Linked DNA regions of Homo sapiens: region 1 is linked to region 2. Evidence: read pairs that join two places in POLR2A ChIA-PET (ENCODE). Cell type or tissue: PC-9. All regions are shown on one strand. Each heading gives the region's core, and the rest is flanking DNA. Links, peaks and the distances in the headings are about the cores only.

Region 1 (6,652 bases), core at 2,155-4,654, 1.8 Mb before region 2:
CAAGTTAATAGCAGTATACCGACCAGAATACCTCTGTGGGGATGCTAAAGTTCAGTTGAGAAGCTACAGCACCAAAGTTATTGTAAAACTAAGAAGGGGGCTGGGTGCGCCAAAGTTATTGTAAAACTAAGAAGGGGGCTGGGTGCGGTGGCTTACGCCTATAACCCCAGCCATTGGGAGGACAAGGCAGGCCGATCACCTGAAGTCAGGAGTTCGAGACCAGCCTGGCCAACATGGCAAAACCCCATCTTTACTAAAAATATTAAAAAATTAGCCAGGCATGGTGGCAGACACCTGTAGTCCCAGCTACTTTGGAGGCTGAGGCATGAGAATTGCTTGAACCCAGGAGGCAGAGGTTGCAGTGAGCCAAGATCGTGCCACTGCACCCCAGCCTAGTCAACAGAGCGAGACTCCATCTCAAAACAAAACAAAACCAAAACCAAAAAGGGAGTACCAGCAAAAGGGATAGGAAAAGAAGGACATTATATAGTGATGGAGAAGTCAATGCTCTAAGAAAATATAACAATTATTAATATTTATGCACCAAACCTCAGAGCACTTAAATATATGAAGTAAACTTTGACAGAATTGGAGATAGAATTAGATAGCCACATAATAGTAGGAGACTTCAATACCCCACTTAAAAAAAAATGGAGAGAACAACCAGCAGAAGATCAATAAGGAAATAAAGAAATTAAACAACACGGTAGATCAATTGGACCTAAAAGATATATACAAAGCACCCCACCCTAACAACAGTAGAATATACATTTTTTTCTAGGGCGCATAAAATGGTCTCCAGATAAACCATGTGTTAGACCACAAAACAAGTCTTAACAAATTCAAGAAAATGGACATCACAATGGATTAAACTGGAAAGCAATAGCACAAAGAATACGGAAAAATCTACAAATATGTAGAAATTAAACAACATACTACTTTTGACCAATAGGTCAAAGAAGAAGTCACAAAGAAAATTGGGAAATACCTTGAGACAAATTAGAATGGAAACAATATTTCAAAACTTATGAGATGCAACAAAAGCAGCACTAAGAGAAGTTTATAGCTATAAATGTGTACATTAAAAAAGAAGATCTCAAATCAACAACCTAACTTTACATCTTAGGAAACTAGAAAAAGATGAACAAACTAAATCCAAAGCTAGCAGAAGATAATAAAGATTAGAGCAGAGAGAAATTAGAGAACAGAAAAACAGTAGGAGAAAATCAACAAAACTAAGAGTAGCTTTTTGAAAGGATCAATAAAATTGACAACCCTTAGCTGATTAACTTAAAAAAAGAGAGAAGACTGAAATAACTAAATATAAATGAAAGAAGAGATGGTACAATTAATGCCGAAGAGATAAAAAGAGAATAGTATAAGTGAATACTATGAACAATTGTACAGCAACAAATTGGATAATCTAGAAGGAATGGATGAATTCCTAGAAATATACAACCCACCAAAATTGAATCATGAAGAAATAGAAAATCTGAGCAGACCAATAACAAATAAGAAGATTGAGTCAATAATCAAAAACCTCCCAACAAAGAAAAGTCCAGGACCAGATGACTTCACTGGAGAATTCTACCAAACATGTAAAGACTAATTAACATTTATTTTCCTCAAAGTCTTCCAAAAAATTGAAGAGGAGGAAACACTTCTAAGCTTAATCTATGAGGCTATCATGACCCTGATACCACAGTGAAAGACACTACAAGAAAAGAAAACTACACACCAATATCCCTGATAAATAGTGGTGCAAAAATCTTCCACAAAATACTAGCAAACAGAATTCAATAGCACATGAAACAGATTATACAGCACGACCAAATAAGATTTATTCTGGACTGCAAGGATGGTTCAGCTGGTGAAACTCAGTCAGTGTAATACACCACATTTACAAAATGAAGAGCAAAAGCCACACAATCATTTCAATGGATGTAGGAAACACATTTGACAAGATTCAACACCCTTTCATAATAAAACACTCAACAAACCAGGGATAGAAGTAAACTACTTCAACTATTAAAGGCGATTTATGCAAAGTCTACAGCTAACATACTCAATGGTGAAAGACTGAAAGCTTTTCCTCTAAAATCAGGAAGAAGGCCAAGATGCCCACTCTGGCCACTTCTATTCAACATAGTATTAGAATTTCTAGCCACAGCCATTAGACAAGAAAAAGAAATAAAAGTATCCAGATTGGAAGGAAAGAAGTGAAACTACCTCTGTTGGCAGTTAACATGATCTTATATGTAGAAAACCATAAAGATTTCACAAAAAAAACTATTAGAATTAATAAATGAAGTCACCAAGTTGCAAGATACAAAATCAACACAAAAATTAGTTGCATTTCTGTACATTATCAATAAACAATCTGAAAAGGAAATTAAGAAAAACGCAATTTACAATAGCATCAAAAAGAATAAAATACTTAGGAATAAACCTAACCAAGGAGGTAAAACACTTGTATGCTGAAAATTATAGAACATTGCTGAAAGAATTGAGAGAAGACACAAATAAATTAAAAGACATCTTGTGTTCATGGATTGGAAGACAATATTGTTAAGATGTTCATACTACCCAAAGCAATCTGCAGATTCAGTACAATCCCTATCAGAATTCCAGTGGGGGCCAGACACAGTGCCTCATACCTGTAACCCCAGCTCTTTGGGAGGCCAAAGCGGGCGGATCTCTTGAGCCCAGGAGTTTGAGACCAACATAGGCGACATGGTGAAACTCATTTCTACAAAAAAATACAAAAATTAGCTGGGTATGGTGGCATACTCCTGTAGCCCCAGCTACTCAGGAGACTAAGCTGGGAGGATCTATTGAGCCTGGGAGGTTGAGGCTGCAGTGAGCCATGATTCCACCACTACACTCGAGCCGGGGCAACACATCAAGACCCTGTCTCAAAAAAAGGAAAAAAATTCCAATGACATTTGTTGCAAAATAGAAAAATTCATCCTAAAATTCATATGGAATCTCAAGGGACCCTAAATGGCTAAAACAATTTTGAAAAAGAGTAACAAAATTGGATGACTCACATTTTCTTATTTCAAAAATTATTACAATGAGACAGTAATCAAACGGATGTGTTCTGTCATAAAGACAGACAAATAGACCAAGGGAATAGAATAGAGAGCCCAGAAATAAATTATCTTACATATGGGCAAATGACGTTCAACAAAGGTACCAATAATAGACAATGCCAAAGGATACTTTCTTCAACAAATGATATTGGAATACTGGGTATCTGCATGTAAAAGAATGAAATTGGATCCTTACCTTACGCTGTATACAAAAATTAACTCAAAGTGGGTTAAAGACATTAACATAAGATCTTGGCTGAGTGCAGTGGCTCACTCCTGTAATCCCAGCACTTTGGGAGGCCAAGAAGGGTGGATCGCTTGAGTCCAAGAGGTTGAGACCAGCCTGGGAAACATTACAAAACCCTGTCTCTACAAAAAGTACAAAAAATTAGCTGGACATGATGGCGTGCACCTGTGGTCCCAGCTCTTCAGAAGACTGAGATGGAAGGATCTCTTGAGTCCAGGAACAGAGGTTGCAGCGAGCCAAGATCGTGCCACTGGCTGCACTCCAGCCTGGGTGACAGAGCAAGACCCCATCTGAAAAAAAAAGAAAAAAGCCCATTAACATAAGATCTAAAACTTTAAAACTCCTAGAAGAAAACACAGGAGAAAGCTTCATGACATTTGACTTTGCAATGATGTTTTGGATATGACAACAAAAGCACAGGCAAGAAAAGCAAAAATAGACAAATGAGACTACCTTAAATTTAAAAATTGTCGTGCATCAAAGAATACAATCAGAGTGAAAGACACCGTATAGAATGGGGAAAATAATTACAAATCATATCTCTGATAAGGAGCTAATATTTAGAATATAAAGAACTACAACTCAACAACTGAAAAATTAAAAAATCCAATTAAAATATAGGCACAGAACTTGAATAGATGTTTCTCCAAAGATGATATACAAATATATAAGCATATGAAAATGCACTCAACATCACTAATTTTTAGAGAAATGCAAATCAAAACCACACAAAGATGTCACCCACACCCATTAGGATGACAACTCAAAAAAAAAAAAAAAAAGGAAAATAACAAATGTGGTCAAGTATGTGGAGAAATGAAACCTGTGCACTGTGTTGGGATGTGAAACAGTGTGACCACTATAGAAAACAGTTTAGAGGTTCCCCAAAAAATTAAAAATAGAACTACCATATGATCTAGTGATTCCACTTCTGGATGTATATCCAAAAGAATTGAAAGCAGGGTCCCAAAGAGATAGCAGGGTCTCAATCCCATGCTCATGGCATTGCTATTCACTACCCTCAAGAGATGGAAGCAACCCAAATGTCCCTCATGGATGAATGAATAAATAAAATGTGTTATATACATACAGTGAAATATTATTCAGCCTTAAAAAGGAAGGAAATTGTGTCACATTCTACAACATGGATGAAGCTTCATTGAGTACATTATGCTTAATGAAATAAGCCAGTCACAAAAAGATAAATGCTATATGATTCTGCTTATATGAGGTATCTAAAATTCATAGAAACGGAAAGTAGAATGGTGGTTACCAGGAGATAAGGGGAAGGGGGAAAACAGATGTTTAATGGGTACAAAGTTTCAGACTGAGGGGTGAAAAATTTCTAGAGATCCGTTTCACAGGAATGTGAATATACTTAACACTATTGAACTGTGCAATTAAAAATGGTTCAGATTGTAAATTTTATGTTTTTTTACCACAATTCAAATAAAATAGGTAAATACAAAAGAGAACTCTTCCTAACTATGGTCAAAGAAAGTGATGCAACTACAGAGGAGTCAGAGAGATGCTGGTTTTGAAGACGGAGGCAGGAGATTATGAACCAAGGAACATGGGTGGGCTCTAGAAGCTGGAAAAGGCCAAGAAATGTGTTCTTCCTTATAGCTTCCAGAAAGGATCACAGTGCTGCTAACAGCTTGATTTTAGGAATTCTGACTTACAACACTAAGATAATAAATTTTTGTTGTTTTCAGCCACTAAATTTGTGGTAATTTGTTACAGCAGCCACAGAAAACTAATACACCATGTCAGCTTTGAGTGGCAGAGTAATGAAGCACAGACTCTGGAGCTCAACTGCTTAGGTTCAAATGCTAGCTCTGCCACTCTCTAGCTTTGTGAACCTGTTTGCTTAACCTCTCTGTGTCTCAGGTTCCTCATCCATAAATTGTTTTGTTTTTTTTTCGTGGGATGGGGGGCGGGTCGGTGATGGAGTCTCACTCTGTCGCCAGGCTGGAGTGCAGTGGCACCATCTCGGCTCACTGCAATCTCCGCCTCATGGATTCAAGCCATTCTCCTGCCTCAGCCTCCTGAGTAGCTGGGATTACAGGTGCACGCCACCACACCCAGCTAATTTTTGTATTTTTAGAAGAGATGGGGTTTCACCGTGTTGGCCAGGATGCTCTCGATCTCCTGACGTCATGATCCACCCACCTTGGCCTCCCAAAGTGCTGGGATTACAGGCATGAGCCACCACGTCTGGCCTGTTTTTGTTGTTGTTGTTTTATGAGATGGAGTCTCACTCTGTTGTCCAGGCTGGAGTACAATGGCGCAATCTTGGCTCACTGCAACCTCTGCCTCCCGAGTTCAAGCAATTCTCCTGCTCAGCCTCCCGAGTAGCTGGGATTATAGGTGCCCACCACCATGCCCAGCTAATTTTTGTATTTTTAGCAGAGACAGGGTTTCACCATGTTGGTCAGGCTGGTCTTGAACTCCTGACCTCAGGTGATCCACCCACCTCGGCCTCTGAAAGTGCTGGGATTACAGGCGTAAGACCACGTCTGGCACATAAATTGGGGTTATTAATAGTACTTCATGAAGTAGTTGGGAGGATCAAGGCAGTTAAGTCACCTGAGGTACCTAGTACAGTTTCTAGTAGACAGTAAGTAGCCAATATGTTTTACCATTACTATACTATTCAACATGACTAAAGTGTCATACAACTGCAGGGTACTTCTGTTCCTTTTACATTTATTGTTGTTACTATTCTGTGAAAAAAGATGAGTCCCAATCTGATATGCATAAAGTGTTTGTGTAATTCATTTCGCAAAAAGTAAGAAGGATAATTTTTTTACACCAAGCTATATTAATCAAACCTCATTCTTAAACTTTTGGGGTCATTTTTCTCCTAATAAGATAAGGCATACTAATAGGCACAAGGCTCACTATGCTTCTTTAGCCTTTTCAATATTTATTCTCCTAACGTGCCTCATGTATTCAGGCCATCTAGACTATTACCGGTTCCAGGATATACTCTGTGCTTTCTAATATCACCACATTGTTCTGCACATTCTTTTTAGAGGGCTCTTGGTTTTGTACTGGCAGAAAGTTCACTGGCGTCTGTGAGAATGTATATGTACTTCTGCATTTAGAATTAGATCCTGGAGTGATTCAGGAATGGTAAACTAACCTGTGTGCCAGTTTACAAATTCCTTTCCTCTCATTTAATTTTCACCTCCACCCCGACCTCCAAATGCCCCTAGAGCCCTTAAGGGAAGAAACAGGAGGTATTACAAAAAAGTAGGAGATCCTCTCTGAATGTCTAGATCACTGTGTTGCCTGCTCAGCTTCC
Region 2 (6,652 bases), core at 2,635-5,134:
TTTATTTACATATTTCCATGAGATTAATATTTATATCATTTATATCAATACGGTTGAATCTTCATATATAACATTTAAAAAGAATAGATAAATGAATTTCAAGCTTGTTTGGCTGTCTGTAGGCCTCTATTTATAGAATTAAAGGGGTCATTTCTTATCTTGCCCTGCACATTGCTCAGTTAATGCATGTATGCACTTCCTTTGAAGTCAGTGGGATCTCAGCTCTTGGATATTCTTTCGTGGCAAGGAGAAAAAGAGAAATCAATTTACTGTCATGAATATCATAGTAGAATATCTTTTTAAGTCAAAATTTTATAGTGCTTCTTAAAATCCATAATCAATTTTGTCTTATTGGGGAAGATGCAATCTCAGGATAAACAAATAAAGTATTTTAATTTTATTAGAGAGAATTAGCATGCCATTTTTGATGTGTGAAGAATGAGTCTATCTCTCATCCTGGCCTGAAGTTACTTGGAATTATTTCAGGAAATTGTCTCAGTGGTCTATATGTTATTTTATTAGTTTAAAACTACCTTGTAATTAAGATATTGTTATCCATTATACAAATCAAAAAATGGGGATCTGAGAGGTTAAGTACCTTCCTTGTTCTAAGTCAATAGATATTAAATGGAATATGTAAAGCTAAGTTTGTCTAGGTGTCTAATGAACCTGGAGAAAAAGAAAGTACTTATTCTTCTCAGAAATTGTACAGTAATTATACTTTTCATATATTAATGTGCTTATTTTTATCTATATCCACATATACAAAAAATACACATAAACACAATAAATATCAGATATATGGGAAGTCACTTTAAAGAAGGCAGTATGTGTTAGTGAACGCAAATATAAGATTCAGATTTTTATAAATATTTTTTATTTAGAAGCAACCTAAGTGTTCAACAGCAGATAAATGGACAAATAAAATGTGTTACTTATATATAATGGAGTACTATTCAGCCATGAAAAGAATGAGATTCTGTCCTTTGCAACAGCATGAATAGAACTAGATGGAATTAATCATGCTATGTAAAATAAGCCAGGCACAGAAAGACAAACATCACATGTTCTCACTTATTTGTGGTATCTAAAAATCAAAACAATTAAACTCATCGAGATACAGAGTAAAAGGATGGTTACCAGAGGTGGGGAATGGTAGTTGGGGGTTGGTGATGGTTAATGGGTACAAAGATAAAGTTAGAAAGAATGAATAAGACCTAGTATTTGATAGCACAATAGGGTGACTATAGTCAATAATAATTTAATCATATATTTTAAAATAACTAAAATAATATAGTTGGATTGTTTGTAACACAGAGGATAAATGCTTGAGAGGATGGGTACCCCATATTACACAATGTGATTATTATGCATTGTATGCCTGTAACAAAATATATACTCCATAAATATAGATACCTACTATGTACCCACAAAAAATAAAAGACCCCTAAAAATCCTTATTATTCCAATTTCAATTAGTTTAAATTGAAGTCCTAATTTCACATATTTAAAAGGAGGATAATCATGACAAGATTGTTACAAGCAATATAAATAACACTTGTTAACCATCTTTGGTTCAAAAATCAATAAACACTTGCTGTTATTAAAATTATATATTGAAAGTTATGAATTAAAGTTTAAATAGTGTCCCTCTATATCTCTATTTAATGTAAATGAAATTTAAATTATAAAAGAAAAACTAAATGCCCGGGACTTGGAAGAAATGCAGTTCTCTCATTTTGCATGTCTTTATGTAGAAACATAATTTTTACAGCTTTGATGAAGCTACATATTTTGGAAACAGAGCTTTGATGACCTACTTTGTCAAATTGCCAAATCACTTTTATAAAATTGCAAAAAGACTCTCAACTTGATTAGAAAAGCACTAGAGATTATTTTAAATATAACATTACATTAATCAAATTAGTAGGCTGTAGACTGCATTGTGTATTAGATTTAAGAACAAAATTCAACTTGCTAACCTAAAAAGAATTTTTTTCTAAAAATCCTCAGTAGAAGATATGCATGTATTCCCTACATTTTAATAGAATATATGAATACTGTTTTGCAAAAAAAAACACCTTTTTTTCTAAAATTTAACAGAACATTTAATTATTCCTATTAAAATTCACAGAGAGACATTGATAACAGTGCTATTAAGAGGGCATTTTATAATCAATTCAGTTATTTTTAATTTCTTATCATCTTTTCTTTCTTCACATACTTAATGTTGAACAATGCATAAATTAAATATTCATTGAGTAGATGTTATGCTCCAGAAACTGTAAAAACTATATACAAATAGAGTAGTGGAGAGGAATAAAGACATGTAATGATACCATCAGAATAATTCCTGAAACATAAGAATGATTCCTACAGTTTATACAAGATAAAATAGTTTAACCCAGTCTAGATGTTTTGAAAAAGACACAAATTGATAGCAGAAGGAGAAGCTGAAGCAAATACACAACAGCAGGAAATACATGGCATTTTTATGGAATGGCTACAGTTTGGGAATGGCTAGATATAGGGTAGAGATGCATTTTCTACCCTGTAGAAAAGATGGAAGAAGCTTATGAATCAAGGATTTTCACTGGCATGAACTTCAGCCAAGAACCCAGGAGAGATCCCTGCATTCCCCTGCATTCATTTGGTCCTATAATTTTTTAAACTTACAAAACTGATATATTTTGAATATAGCCAGTTAAGACCACCTCTCTCTCTACTCTAACTTCTCTGTGATACTTTTCCTCATGCTGAATGGCATCAGGGGGGCCATTGCCATTTTTGTTACTTGACTAATGGGAAGTGGAATGGGGGTATACGCTGTTTGATGGGACATGTTTATGTGCTTTGAGGTCATTTCTGCATATTGCTTAGATATTGCCCATCATTTTGGTGTAGAAATGGCTTTCAAGTATCACTATTACTGAATGTTTAAACTTACTTGAGTTATAGCATGAAGGTATGACATAGGTCATAGTTTTTTTTCTGAACTTTGAGATGTTTTCTCTTATTTGGGAGATATTCAAATAACTTTTAAATTTGCAGCACCTTCCATGCACATTCCAAGTACATATTCACTTTCACATCAAGTTGAAATCTTCTATTTTTTTCTCAAGAAGTCCTCTTCCACCTCCCCTAAAATTGCTTAAGCTTTCAGGCCCCATTAAATGTGCATCTTTTCCTAATCATAGGTTTCGTGGAAATGAGATATTAAGAAACATGGGAATGAGGTCCAAAAGATGGGTAGAAAAAAACCTTATGAAAAACCCTGTGACATTGAACACTGTTTGAATGCCTGATGGGCCAAATTCTGTCCACTGACTATTTTTGTATAGCACACAAGCTAAGAACTATTTTTATAGACAGGAACTTACAATTGATGTGATAATGCAGAACACTATTTTTGAACCCCAAGTTTTAATTCTTCCAAATTCATTCTAATTAGTAGACTTGTATAATAAAAAAGTGTTCATTATTGTTATTTTACTATAGTTTGAATTTCATCAATCAGAATATATGGAAATTTGTTTTCTACTGTGTTATATAAATACCTTAAAATATAATTTTGCTTCTTGACATGCAAAGCATAAAATATTTACTCTCCATCTCTTTGTAGAAAAAAGTATGCTAACCCCTGTTACAGCAATGATGAGTCATTGGCATTCTTTCTAAACAAGGGGTTGATTTTACTAGCTCTGAGTTTTGCAATGGTCTAGATGGAAAAAAAATGCATAGGTTCTAACCAAAGAAAGTAAAAAGGGAAATTTAAATAAGAGGAAATTGTATTAATAAATATTGAAATACATGGTAGAAAAGTTCCTGGAACAGAGTATATTCTAAATAAATATTAGTATTAAATTAATACTTTTTCTAGTCCTTGATATTTCATATTGAATAGGAATTTTAGAGAAAGGCATCAAAGACACACAAAATACAGCATGATTCATCATGCAAACTAATAAATGAAAAACATTTAAATCGTATCCAAAATATAACATTTTACTAAACTACTAGATATGACCTGTCTTTTGGATACTTAATATTGAAGCAGGAATTAACTCTCAAAAGAATTGTGGATGACAGTAATTTCCAGCTATTCTTGCTGTATAGTTTTCTGATGCTGCAACTTAAAGCTAGAATTCTTAGGTCTAAAACAAGTTGGTTCTCAGTCCAGAGAGAAAGGAAGGGAGAGAGGGGGATAAAAGAGATGGAGACATACAAGCCAAAGCGCCAAAAAATCTACATGAAGTGGATTTTGACTGGGTGCTAGTTGGTGGCCCAGGAGGAATATCCAATGCTGAAAACACTTGCTCTCATCTTCTGAGTTAAATTCTAATGGTTTTAAGTAGAGCAACTTGAGGAGAGTGCTGCCTACTTTCTGTCATTAGCATGCATGATACCTTTAGTTTCATCTCAATTTGTATATCCCAGAATCTTTACTTATTCAACTCACTCATTGAGTGTTAATTCCATGCCAGTTATTTTTCCCAGTTCAGAAGACACTCATCTGGCTCTCAGGCTGTGCACAAACATGTGAAAGAGTCATACATTTTAACATGCAAGCATCCTGGGAATCATTGCATTGCAACTATAAGGACACACATAAAAAAGAGAGTGTGCAAGACAACAATTCACCTGAGCCATGGGTGGAAGGGAAAGATTTCCCAGATGGCCTGAGCTCTCATTGAGTCCTAAAGGACAAGTTGGGGCTATTTGGGTAGAGAAGGTAAAGTACAGGCTAGGAAACTTTCCAGACCAGAAAGAGTACATTGTGCAGTGAACTAGAGCTTATTATAGTTGGGGAATAGATTGTAGAGATGATGAGGTGTAGTAGAGATGAAGACAGAAAGGTGAATAGAAGTAGAGCACTTCCGCAAAACCAAAACAAAAGAGCCATTCCCATTTATAGAATACAAATGGTTATAGCTTAAAGACTGAGACATTTTCTACTCCACCTCCCTCATCCTGTGATTTTTTTTCATGGCAATAAAATTCTAGAAATTTGCCAAAAATGTATGTATGTGTTTCTAAAATACATACTGAAAAATATTTCACTGAAAAAATATTTTGTTAAAAATTATACATTTGATTAGTAGAAGCAGTGAATACTATAATTTTTAAAGAAAAATAGATGAGTTTATTTAAACGTAATATCAGGCTGAACCTGTTGGCAAGAAGGGAGTATATAGTTCAGCTTTTGAAGCTGCATAACTACTTTCGAGCCCCTAGTTTAATTAAAAAAAGAAAAACTACTGGAAGTCAGTAGCTTGCTAAATATAAAAAGTACATCTGTAACAAATAAACTTAGAATACATATCTTAGATATTTTTTGTATAAATAAGGTAATAACCTCAACTATCAAATTCATCATTACATAAACAAATGCTGGGGTTTTATTACCATTTGGTGGTATTTCTTTTATAAAATTTTATATTTTAATACAGTGAACATGATTTTATATAGAGGGGTGTGTGTGTGTGTGTGTGTGTGTGTGTGTGTGAGAGAGAGAGAGAGAGAGAGATTTATCTGTTTAGAAAATAAAAAAGCATTTCAGTGTAGAACATCAGGATGCCAGCTTCAAAAGTGGTGTTTAATATATCTCTTACATGCACCTTCAGGTTGCAAGAGCACTCTGTAAGTACAATCTACTGTTACTCTTGCTTTTTTTTTTTTTTTTTTTTTTTGAAAATTCCCTTTGCTGTTTCGCTTCATCCCTGCTTGAAATTGAATGCCTTCCTTTTTCTCGATATACTTTTCTTGGACTCAACATCTGGACTAAAATTAATAGCCACCATTACTCTTATTCTCAAATACAATTTAATTTGCTCTTTTAAATAAAGGTTCTCTGAAATTCTCAGTATTAACCCTATCTGGCTTTTACCTGGGAAATCCCAGGAAACTTACCCAAAATTGGCCACTTTTTTTAGAATTCCTGCTGTATTTCTCTTAACTAATCTTAAACAAAGCAGAATGATTTTACATTATGAAAATTATTATGGTTAAATAAATTCTAGAATGATCTGACATATCACCCCTTTCAGAAATACACAGGGGAGTGTATTTCTGGCTAACATAAAGTACAAGCTGAGCAGAGCAATCTTACTGATAGAAAAAAAATTCCAAAATTTAATTATCAGTGTAGACTTTGCGCCTTGCTTCTAGGTATTTGTCAACTGCAGAAGACAGATGACATAAATACACTGTTCAAATAAAAGGTAGCAAATGTTATAATAGTGGAAGGTAAACACGGTAAACAAAAGCTCAGAGAATGTAGTGTCTCCCTGTACTGGGGCTGCAGGGAAACTGGGAAGGGGGGTGGGTCTCTAGGGATGAACTATTAGATAAACAATTACAGAAGGAGCACTGTAGTCTTATGGAACATGTAAGGCATTGTGACTTAGAAGGGTCTAAATTTGAAACAGTCATTTGGTATGTTTAAATATAGAGATGGTTTTGGGGGTGGAGATTGGAGAGAGGTGAAGGAGGGCTAGGAAGCTATTTTAATGATAAAGTGCCTCACACACCATGCTAAGTATTAGATCTTTTCTTCTGAATATAATGACAAGCCACTGAAACTTTTAACACAAGAAAGTTACATAAGGGTATCAGTGTTTCACAAAGTTAACTCTGGTGACAATGAGGAATA

What was found. ChIA-PET counts read pairs that join two places held together with the same protein. Peaks named below come from ENCODE experiments on the same cell type or tissue, not always from the same donor. Only the 100,000 strongest peaks of a DNase experiment are listed, where the experiment ranks them.
Region 1: POLR2A ChIA-PET joins it to region 2 with 7 read pairs; 2 of 35 experiments call an interaction of 5 or more read pairs at or near these places.

The regions. Positions count from the first base shown.
Region 1 is chr12:71,711,480-71,718,131 of GRCh38, forward strand. All of the region lies in intron 1 of LOC107984530 (a long non-coding RNA gene), which reads left to right. Among named protein-coding and RNA genes, the nearest start is that of TMEM19, 29 kb to the left of the region's middle. In PC-9, for the core only: no CTCF peak of the experiment used is centred there; no DNase peak of the experiment used is centred there.
Region 2 is chr12:73,543,953-73,550,604 of GRCh38, forward strand. No RefSeq gene overlaps it. Among named protein-coding and RNA genes, the nearest start is that of LINC02445, 210 kb to the right of the region's middle. In PC-9, for the core only: no CTCF peak of the experiment used is centred there; a DNase peak (open chromatin) is centred at 3,669.